Linked DNA regions of Homo sapiens: region 1 is linked to region 2. The links are chromatin loops, found by intact Hi-C in ENCODE. Cell type or tissue: dorsolateral prefrontal cortex. All regions are shown on one strand. Links, peaks and the distances in the headings refer to the core of each region. The heading gives the core; the rest is flanking DNA.

What was found. A loop is a pair of places that touch in the nucleus more often than their neighbours do. Peaks named below come from ENCODE experiments on the same cell type or tissue, not always from the same donor. Only the 100,000 strongest peaks of a DNase experiment are listed, where the experiment ranks them.
Region 1: a loop joins it to region 2, with 4 times the contacts of the local background. A loop is called at or near these places in 4 of 110 quality-filtered maps.

What each region holds. Positions count from the first base shown.
Region 1 is chr1:39,351,526-39,356,904 of GRCh38, forward strand. It overlaps MACF1 (microtubule actin crosslinking factor 1), which reads left to right. Exons shown (of 101, transcript NM_001394062.1): 44 at 1,482-1,706. Among named protein-coding and RNA genes, the nearest start is that of BMP8A, 140 kb to the right of the region's middle. In dorsolateral prefrontal cortex, for the core only: a CTCF peak has its summit at 3,237; no DNase peak of the experiment used is centred there; H3K27ac peaks cover 531 bases.
Region 2 is chr1:39,099,490-39,104,868 of GRCh38, forward strand. It overlaps a transcript of MACF1 not described here. Among named protein-coding and RNA genes, the nearest start is that of NDUFS5, 76 kb to the left of the region's middle. RefSeq lists enhancers at 3,213-3,262, 3,283-3,392, 3,506-4,061. In dorsolateral prefrontal cortex, for the core only: CTCF peaks have their summits at 3,226 and 3,430; a DNase peak (open chromatin) is centred at 3,395; H3K4me3 peaks cover 246 bases; H3K27ac peaks cover 3,718 bases.

The DNA.
Region 1 (5,379 bases), core at 245-5,244, 250 kb after region 2:
TCAGAAAGAACTTAGTGAGGAAGAGTATTATTATGGGGAGAAAAAAAGCAAATGGCTTTTTTTTTTTTTTTTTTTTTTTGAGACAGAGTTTTGCTCTGTTGCCAAGACTGGAGTACAGTGGTGCAATCTCAGCTCACTGCAACCTCCACTTCCTGGGTTTGAGTGATTCTCGTGCCTCAGCCTCCTGAGTAGCTGGGACTACAGATGCATGCCACCACACCCAGCTAATTTTTGTATTTTTTAGTAGAGATGGGGTTTCACCATGTGGACCCAGCTGTTCTCAAACTCCTGACCTCAAGTGATCCTCCTGCCTCGGCCTCCCAAAGTGCTGGGATTACAGGTGTGAGTCACCATGCCTGGCCAAATGACATATTTTAATATGAGTCTAGACTGGTGATCTAAGAGTACTAGGGAAAAATATCTATGAAGTCTTAGTGAGCCAAAAGCTGTCCCCGAGCTGCCTCTATAGTTACGATGGGAATCGTGGCACTCGGATAAACCAAAGAGAAGCCAAAGTCTCAAATGACCTTCTGCACCCCACTCAGCACTGGCAGATTGAATTTGAATTCTTTGTTTAGCCTTGGATGCCGACACTAATGAGGAAAGTGGAGAACATGGAAAAGAAAAATAAATTACCTGAAGATGAATTTTGAAATAGATTAATATATAACTTGGCATAACCTATTTAATCTATTAAAATACATGTAGAGCCAGTAAATATAATTTCAGAGGCAAGTTGAAGAATTAAATGTTTCCCTGTAGCCTCAGGTGAGAGAAAAAATTTAAAAAGAGCTAAATGTTCTGTTTAGTTGAGGAAAGGATGAAAGAAGTTTGTCTTTCCTTTAGGAAAGAGCAGCCCGGTAACTGAATGTGACTGTGCTATTTCTTACCCTACCAAGCCAGTCCGGCACTTCTGTGTACCTCAAAAGATTCTGTGAAGCTTGCTGGGGTGGCAGGACTAAATGACCTCTAAATAAAATATTTCTGAATCCTAGGATTTGTTTTGTTTTGAGACAGAGTATTGCCGTGTCACCGAAGCTGGAGTGCAGTGGCACGATCTTGGCTTACTGCAACCTCCACCTCCCAGGTTCAAACGATACTCGTGTCTCAGCCTCCTGAGTAGCTGGGTCTACAGGCATGCACCACCACACCCAGATAATTTTTTGTATTTTTAGTAGAGATGGGGTTTCACCGTGTTGACCAGGCTTGTCTCAAACTCCTGATCCTGAAGTGAGCCACTGTGTCCTGCCTCTTTTTTTTTTTTTAAAGCAGTAAGATATAATGAAATGTAGAGATATTTTTAATAATTTTTCAAAAGATTTTAAAAGATATGAATTCTCTTTTGTATGTGCAAAGACTGTTTATACCCAGTCTTAGAATTAGCATAAAATTATCTCCTCCCCTTTACCCCATTACTTAACCTGTGGTTGTATGATTGAGTATGTAAAGCCTTCTCACTAGACTACCTCGGTGGCTTTCAGAGTAAAGCAGCAAAGGAACTGGCAGAGAACAAGAAGAAGATCGATGCTCTCCTGGATTGGGTAACTTCAGTAGGATCATCTGGTGGACAGCTGCTGACCAACCTTCCAGGAATGGAGCAGCTCTCGGGAGCTAGCTTGGAGAAAGGAGCCTTGGACACCACTGATGGTTACATGGGGGTGAATCAAGCCCCAGAGAAACTGGACAAGCAATGTGAGATGATGAAGGTAAGGGTGTTAGCTTATCCTCACTATGCTAGAGAAATCTCTCCTGCCCTGAGCAAGTAACCACAATCACCTTGCCCCTAAATCCAGTGAGCACTTCTCAGTTTGTATCTTCTTTGATGTCTCAGCAGCTTTGACACTGTTGGCCACTCCTCTTGAAATACTTTCTCCCTTGGTTTCCATAATACTACTCTGCCCTGACCATCTTTCTTACTTTCCTCTGGCCAGGTTTTCAAATACTGATGTTTCCAGGTGTATCCTAGGCCCTCTTTTTATCTTTCAGAACATACTTTCCTTGGGCAGTCTCATCTACTCACAACACTGTAATTGCCATTTGCACTAATGAATTCTGTGTATGCATTTCCTTCCAGCCCTGATTTCTGTCCCGAGCTTCAAAACGGTATATAAATCTGTCTGCCTATTTGCAACTTGGGCCCATAAGCACATCAGCCTGAAAATGGAACTCCTATTTCCTATGATACTCCTCCCACAATTAAACATTCTCTTTCCTTTATTCCCACTTCATTGTCTGAACTGGACATCATCCTAGATTCCATTCTCTCTCTCACTCTCCTATGTCAAATCAGTCATCAAATCTTATGGTAATTATATTTCTTTCAAAGTCAGCTATACTTCTTCATCTTTATTGAGATATTATTGTAGTTTAGAACCACTGTCTGCTTTCACTGTTATTATTATAGTAGCTTCTACTGGTCTTCTTGCCTCTTGGTTTTTACCTTCCAGTCCATTCTCCTTACTACTAAGGAATCTTTCTAAAATGCCATATCCTTGCTTAGCCCTTTTTATGGTTCCCTGTTGCCCTCAAGATTACCTGGTTAACTCTCCTCTCAGCCCCTACCCACTGGGATCTAGTCTACTTATTTGGCCTTATCTGTCACCTTCCTTTATACTTGAGCATCTGCTTATATTGATTCCTTTCAGTTTATTGGCTAAACTGTGCTCTCACTTTCCTCTGGGCCTTTACATGCTCTTGGAACTTACTTGCTTCTCCATTGCATAAAGTAACGGAGGGGGCCCAGCTATTTGTTAATTTTTACTCATTCTTCAGATCTCAGCTTAGAGTTCACTTCCTCTAGGAAGCCCTTAATTCACCACCACTCACCAAAGTTAGGGTATATATTCCCCCATATGCTCTTCTTTCTTTTCTTTTATTTATTTATTTATTTATTTTTTGAGACAGAGTCTTGCTCTGTTACCCAGGCTGGAGTGCAGTGGCACGATCCCAGCTCACCGCAACCTCCATCTCCTGGAGTCAAGCAATTCTCATGCATCAGCCTCCCAAGTAGCTAAGATTACAGGCATGTGCCACCATGCCTAGCTAAGTTTTGTATTTTTAGTAGAGATGGGGTTTCACTATGTTGGCCAGACTGGTCTCAAACTCCTGACCTCGGGTGATTTGCTCACCTCCCAAAGTGTTGGGATTACAGGTGCCCAGCCTATAAGTTCCTCTTATACCCTTTCCTACTTTGTAGCATTTCTCATTCGATATTGTTTTGTTGTCTGTATTGCCCTCTAGATGCTAGGCTTGAAAACGCACACTGTTTCTTACAGGCTGCCTGTTCTGTAACAAAACAAAACAAAAAAGCAGAAGTCACTTCTTACTGTTTATTTCTACTCATTTATTTATTCATTTAGTAATTACTGAATAGCTGCCATATGCCAGGAATTAGAAATAAGCCAGTGAGCCAACCAAGTAAACCATCTTCAAGGGCATCAACTGGCATATACAGGCACATTCTATTGAATGATTGAAAGAAGATTACATATTTAGGACACTTACAACACATGGATCATATATTTTAGTGGTGACACCTTTATAGAAAAAATATTGGCTTAGCTGGAATACTTGTGTTCAGTGGCCTTTGTGGACCATTGTCATATTTTATATTAATAGGATTTCTGCCTCTTGCATGACGCTTTTCGAAGGTCCATTATACTGTGTCCCCCAAAGCCCTGGTAGTCTTATAAGAGGACAGAGCAAAAATGGTTCTGCTGTCATAGGGCTCCTCTGACACCTTTTGCTGGCAGCAGTCAACCTAATGAAGTGGTATCTCCATTCTAGGAAGGAAACTGCCTTATAGGTAGATGAGTTGGAAGGTGAGAATGAAGGACACCTAGGTGATATACAGACAAGGTTGTAGTACCGCTCCCACTTCACTATCTAATTGAGCAAGATATATTTGTCATTCCAGCTTTCTTTTTTTCTTCTGCTTTTTTTTTTTTTTTTTTTTTTTTTGAGACGGAGTCTCACTCTGTCACCAGGCTGGAGTGCAGTGGCACAATCTCGGCTCACTGCAACCTCTGCCTCCCGGGTTCAAGCCATTCTCCTCCTCAGCTTCCTGAGTAGCTGGGATTACAGGTGCACGCCACCACACCCAGCTAATTTTTGTATTCTTAGTAGAGACGGGGTTTCACCATGTTGGCCAGCATGGTCTCGATCTCTTGGCCTCGTGATCCACCCGCCTTGGCCTCCCAAAGTGCTGGGATTATAGGCGTGAGCCACTGCGCCCAGCTTTTTTTTATTTTTTAAAGACATGAGGCCTCACTTTGCCACCCAGGCTGAAGTGCAGTGGTACGATCATAGCTCACTGTAACAGGTGTGGACTCACCATGCCTCATTAATTTTTTTTTAAGAGACAGTCTTGCTATGTTGTTGCTCAGGCTGGTCTCAAAAACCTAGCTTCAGTGATACTCCTGCATCAGCCTCCTAGTCACTCAGCTTTCTTGAAATGATGTGGGAAGCTGAGGCTATCAGGTTGTTGTTGATACAGGCTAAAACTAGACGATGATCTGTAGTCCTTCTCTAAGTAGTGGCATAAACAGTATAGGTAGTAAGGAACACTGACAACTCCCACTGTCTTCTAGATTCAGGAAGAACATCCCAATATATGTTTCAAAACAAAAACTCACAGCTCTCCTCAAAGAACTCATATTCCATTGGAATAGAAAGAAGGTCTATGTATAAGCACATAGACACAGTACATACAAATAAAAAGTACAAATTACTTATTATTACCCAGAAATACAGTTTAATCTCTAATTATTGAATTAATTTTCCATGGCTTTTCCTAGTAGGGACAGTCTTCATGGACACATGAGTGACATATTTCACAGTTAAGAACTTGCATTTTTTTTTTTTTTGAGATGGAGTCTCAAGTCTGTTGCCAGGCTGGAGTGCAGTGGCAGGGTCTTGGCTCACTGCAATCTCTGCCTCCCAGGTTCAAGCAATTCTCCTGCCTCAGCCTCCCAAGTAGCTGGGATTACAGGCACTTGCCACCATGCCCAGCTAATTTTTGTATTTTCTGTAGAGACAGGGTTTCACCATATTGGCCAGGATGGTCTCAATCTCTTGACCTTGTGATCTGCCAGCCTCGGCCTCCCAAAGTACTGGGATTACAGACATGAGCCACCATGCCTGGCCAAACTTACAATTTTTATATTGTCACATGTATGATTTATTCAGCTACCCTTCCACTAATGTAGATGATTATTAGTTGTCCATTTGTACAGTTTAGCGAAGAGAGTCAGGTTTGAGTTGCAGTTCTGTTCGTTAACAAACTGCATGACCTTAGTCAAGATATATAACGTCTTTTTGGTATTCACTTACTCTTAATATGGGTATTATATTGTCTACCTACATTATAGGTCGTGCCAC
Region 2 (5,379 bases), core at 248-5,247:
TAAAATAATGCAGCATGAACCAAAGGTGAAGAAAAGCTGGGAATAAACTTTCTAGAGGTTGAGGAAGGAGCACTAGCAGAAAGAGAAATAATTTTGTACTTCCCTCTTTCCTCCCTACACATGAAGTGCCCTCAGCCCTTGACCACTGAGTGGACATTGAGTTGGATTCTCAATTGTCTTGAATCAGATCTGGCTCCCTCCCCCAACCCCCATAACAGTTCAATGAGGCATCCATTCCTTCAGCAAATATTTATTGAACATCTACTATGTGCAAAGTATTGTGTTAGGCCCAGTGATGAAGAAAGATGAAATAGATGTCTTTGCCCTCAGGAACCTATGAAGTAGGAGGTTAAGGAGGCAGTGATACAGACATCCACAGTACATGTACCTGGAGTTCAAGACCAACATAGTGAGACCCTGTCTCTATAAAAAATTTTTTTAAAAAGCTGGGCACGGAGGTTCACACCTGTAATCTCAGCACTTTGGGAGGCTGAGGCAGGCCGACTACTTGAGCCCAAGAGTTCGAGACCAGCCTGGACAGTATGGTGAAATCCTGTCTCTACAAATAGCACAAAAATTATCTGGGCGTGGTGGCACCTGCCTGTAGTCCTAGCTGCTGGTGGGTTAATTGGTGGGCGCACTGAGGCAGGAGGATTGCTTGAGCCTAAGAGGCAGAGGTGTCAGTGAGCCAAGATTGTGCCACCGCACTCCAGCCTGGGTGATAGAGTAAGACGCTGCCTCTAAATAAATAAATAGAAAAAAAATTTCACGTCATTTGGGGTGAACTTTCAAGGTAGATTTCAGTAGGTGGAGTTGGGGGATGGGACATTCTAGGCAAAGCCTCAGAGTCTGATTATAGGGAAAGGAGGTACACACAAGGGTGTCATTGGAGATCAGCCTGAAAAGGAAGCTAGATGTCTAAATATGGAAGACTTGGAATTCCAGGCTTAGATAAGGGATGCTGTGAGACAAACATACTCTCTCCTTAAATACTCTAGCCTTCCAGCTAGTCAGTAGTCACAGACAGCCAAGTATTTTAGGATCATCTGGTTCACTCATTCATGCATTTAATCAAAAATTTAGGCCGGGTGCGGTGGCTCATGCCTGTAATCCCAGAACTTTGGGAGGCTGAGGTGGGCAGATTACCTGAGGTCAGGAGTTTGAGACTAGCCTGGCCAACAAGGTGAAACCCCATCTCTACGAAAAATACAAAAATTAGCCGGGGGTGGTGGCAGGCGCCTGTAATCCCAGCTACTCGAGAGGCTGAGGCAGGAGAATGGCTTGAACTCAGGAGGTGGAGGTTGCAGTGAGCCCAGACTGCGCCATTGCACTCTAGCCTGGGTGACAGAGTGAGACTCCGTTGCAAATAAATAAATAAATTAAATTAAATTAAATAAAGTAAACAAATATACAAATGCACGCGCGCGTGTGTGTGTGTGTGTATGTATATTTTTAGAGACCAAATTTTGCCATGTTACCCAGGCTGGTCTTGAACTCCTGGGCTCAAGCGATCCTCCTGCCTCGGCCTCCCAAATTGTTGGAATTACAGGTGTGAGCCACCATGCATAGCATTAAAGAAATAGTTGGCCAGGTGCGGTGGCTCACGCCTGTAATCCCAGCACTTTGGGAAGCCGAGGTGGATGGATTACCTGAGGTCAGGACTTCAAGACTAGCCTGGCCAACAAGGTGAAACCCCATCTCTACTAAAAATACAAAAATTAGCTGGGCATGGTGGCAGGCGCCTGTAATCCCAGCTACTTGAGAGGCTGAGGCAGGAGAATCACTTGAACCCAGGAGGTGGAGGTTGCAGTGAGCCGAGATCACACCATTGCACTCCAGCCTGGGTGACAGAGCCAGACTCTGTCTCAAAAAAAAAAAAAATATGTATATATATATATATGTGTGTGTATATGTATATTTTTAGAGACCGAATTTTGCCATGTTGCCCAGGCTGGTCGTGAACTCCTGGGCTCAAGCAATCCTCTGGCCTCGGCCTCCCAAAGTGTTGGGATTACAGGTGTGAGCCACTATGCATAGCATTAAAGAAATAGTTGGCTGGGTGCGGTGGCTCACTCCTGTAATCCCAGCACTTTGGGAGGCCAAGGTGGGTGGTTCACGAGGTCAGGAGATGGAGACCATCCTGGCTAACACAGTGAAACCCTTTCTCTACTAAAAATAAAAAAAATTAGCTGGGCATGGTGGCGGGCGCCTGTAGTCCCACCTACTCGGGAGGCTGAGGCAGGAGAATGGCGTGAACCCGGGAGGTGGAGGTTGCAGTGAGCCGAGATCACGCCACTGCACTCCAGCCTGGGTGGTGACAGAGCGAGACTCCATCTCAAAAAAGAAAGGAAAGAAAGAAAGGGAGGGAGGGAGGGAAAGAAAGAAAAGAGAGAGAGAAAGAAAGAGGCTGGGCGCGGTGGCTCGCGCCTGTAATCCCAGCACTTTGGAAGGCCGATGCGGGCGGATCACGAGGTCAGGAGATCGAGACCATCCTGGCTAACACAGTGAAACCCCGTCTCTACTAAAAATACAAAAAATTAGCCGGGCGAGGTGGCGGGCGCCTGTAGTCCCAGCTACTCGGGAGGCTGAGGCAGGAGAATGGCGTGAACCCCGGGGGGCGGAGCCTGCAGTAAGCCGAGATCGCGCCACTGCACTCCAGCCTGGGCGACAGCGAGACTCCGTCAAAAAAAAAGAAGAAAAAGAAAGAGAGAGAGAGAGAGAGAAAGAGAGAGAGAAAGAAAAGAAAAGAAAGACGAAATAGTTAATGAGTGCCCTATATGTGCCAGATCAGTTGCTAGGTGCTAAGGATCCTGTGGTGAATTAGACGACAAACAGTCTCAGCCCTCAGGGAGCTTACGATTTAGTAAGGATGAGAGACACTGTACCATAACTTCAAGTGTGATGAGTATTACCAAAGGGTAGAGGAGGACCTATTAATTGGAGGCGGGGGGGGGGTCAAGGAAGGCTTTCCCCTGGGGAGTTTCAGCAGAAGCATGGGTAGGAGTGAGCCAGGCCAAAGGAGAGTGATGAAGGGTTATAATCTGGGAGGAAAGTCGGTTGGATGGCCCTGAGGCGAGATAACACATTAGAGGCGCTGAAAGAAATAGAAAGTGGCAGGGCTTTAGGGATAGGGGTATTTGATGAGGCTTTAATTGGGAGGACACCAAGGATAAAGGGCATTAATTTCCTTGTATTACTCTTCTCTTCCACTAGATGCCCTTCCGAGTACATCCTTCTGCTTCCCCCATTGCAGCCTTCTTAGAAATGCAGCAGCAGTCTCACCCATCAGGAGCAAAAGAAAATCAAAGACCAAAAGGAGAAAGCCTCAGAGCTTTTGCGACTGTGTGGTCTGGCTATAAATTTAGACTGTTGCTTGAAAGAAGCGAAAAACCTCCCCTTCATAGACTTCCTTCTTCCCATCCCCCCTGGCAGCCGCTTTGTTCCTCTAGCCTTGTAAAATTTTCTCTGTATAAAACAGGAACATCAGCCAAACATGTGGACTTCCCCACTTTCCATTCATTAGAAGAATGCATTATTTCAAAATCTCCTGGGAGCATTTAAATGCAAATTTTGTCAAGAAAGCAATTTGAGTCTTAGAGAAGCTCTCTAGCCACAACCTAAAGCAGAAGTTTCTTCTTTGATTTGTGTGTTTCTTAAAAGGAATCTCAACCCCTTGCCTTCTCCCTGCAACGCCCCCAGGTCTTCTCTGATTCTCACAGCGGACTCTTCCCCTTTTTGCCCCTGTTCTTTCTTCACCTTTGGCAAGCATCAGTCACACATCTTGAGGAACCTGCTCACAAAGTGGCGCGTGTAGCAGCCCCAGGTGGGAATGGAGGGACTTTTCTATGTAGTGTAATGGACATAAGGAGGCAGATGTCTGTGTGGGGGTGAGATGTCTGTGTGGAGGTGTTTGTATGCGTGATTTCTGTCTGGGCCTTCTTAGGCCTGCTGGTATAAAATAATATGGGAAATGCAGATGACTCAGCACTGACACAGTCAAGATCCCCAGAGTTAGCATTTCTATATTCTCTGCTGTTTACGAAAAATGTGCTTGTGCCATCAATCAGCAACTCATCCTGCATTTTCCGCTAAAAGCCTTTTACTGAAAAATGCATATACTTCAAACTTATTCCCCTTCTTTTTGTAAACTGAGCTCATTAGCAGCTGACACCAAACTGAGAACTAGTTTTGTTTGTTTGTTTGTTTTAGCACGGAGGATTAAACTGGAAGGAAATGAGCATTTGTCTAAGGATCCTCCCTGTCCTCTTTCAGGCCCTTCCCTGCATGATCTTCATGCCCACAACTTGGGCAGGCCAGCAAAACTTGATGGGAAAAGATATGATTAATGACTTGCTCACCTGATTTCTGATCAGGGTGTGGTGTGGAAACAACCAGCATGCACCTATTAGCGAAAAGCGTCATTTGTTTTACTTGTTACCAATGTGCTGAGCATTGACCAAAATACTTGGCACTACTCACAAGGTACAAAGACACCTTCCCTAGCCTGGGGTTAAGAAGTTTCTCCTTCAAACTCTTGAGAATGGGAACTGGAATGGAAGCCCAAGTCCCAATTTTGGTTGCTCAGTGTTGCATGAATTCTTTTTTTACTTGCTAATGTGCCCTTATTGTGAGATCAGCCAGTGTAACTTCTTACCCACAACCACCTCTCCAGACCTCCTGAAAAATCAAGCTAACAGGGGAGGATAACTGCTAAATGGGGGGTGGCGGGCACAACGTGTCACCTACATTGACCAGAGTTCTTCATTCACTGCTCATGGCTCCAGCGCACTCCATGAATATTGGGATTGAATGATACACAACCGAATGTTGGATCAAATGATGTTGGGAGCTCTGTCCTCAAAATGGCCCCTAATAAATCCCTACCCATATTTTCCAGTTTCCTTTCTTTACTCTTTCCTTTCCCCTGATGACAAAGAATAATTGGCTTCCCCTTTTCTTCCCTGACCAGCTATGCTCCAGAGTCCTTTCTTTGTTCCCTAACAGTCCTGGTTCCGTCTCAGGTTCCCACATTTCTCCCTTTTGATCTCTGTCTCTCTGTTCAGATGGCTGTCACAGTTTAATAATTCTGGAGGGTCTATCCCCTACAGATTTATGTCTCCCTGTCTCTCCTCTTATTCACCCCATGGTGCATTCAGAATCCCGTTTTCGTGCCTCCCTGGGTTGTCATTTCTCAGGCTCTGGCTCCTTGGCCTGGTTTACTTCATGGTGCTGGATCTGCCCCGTCACTTCTTGTTCAGCTTCTTCTGTTTCTGGAAAACCCTTTGTTCCCGGGCTTCTTTGTGGGCTCAGTGTCCTCCGGCCCTACACTGCAGCCCTGTCTGGATCTTGCCCTTGTCCTCGTTCTGACCGCGTCTAGCC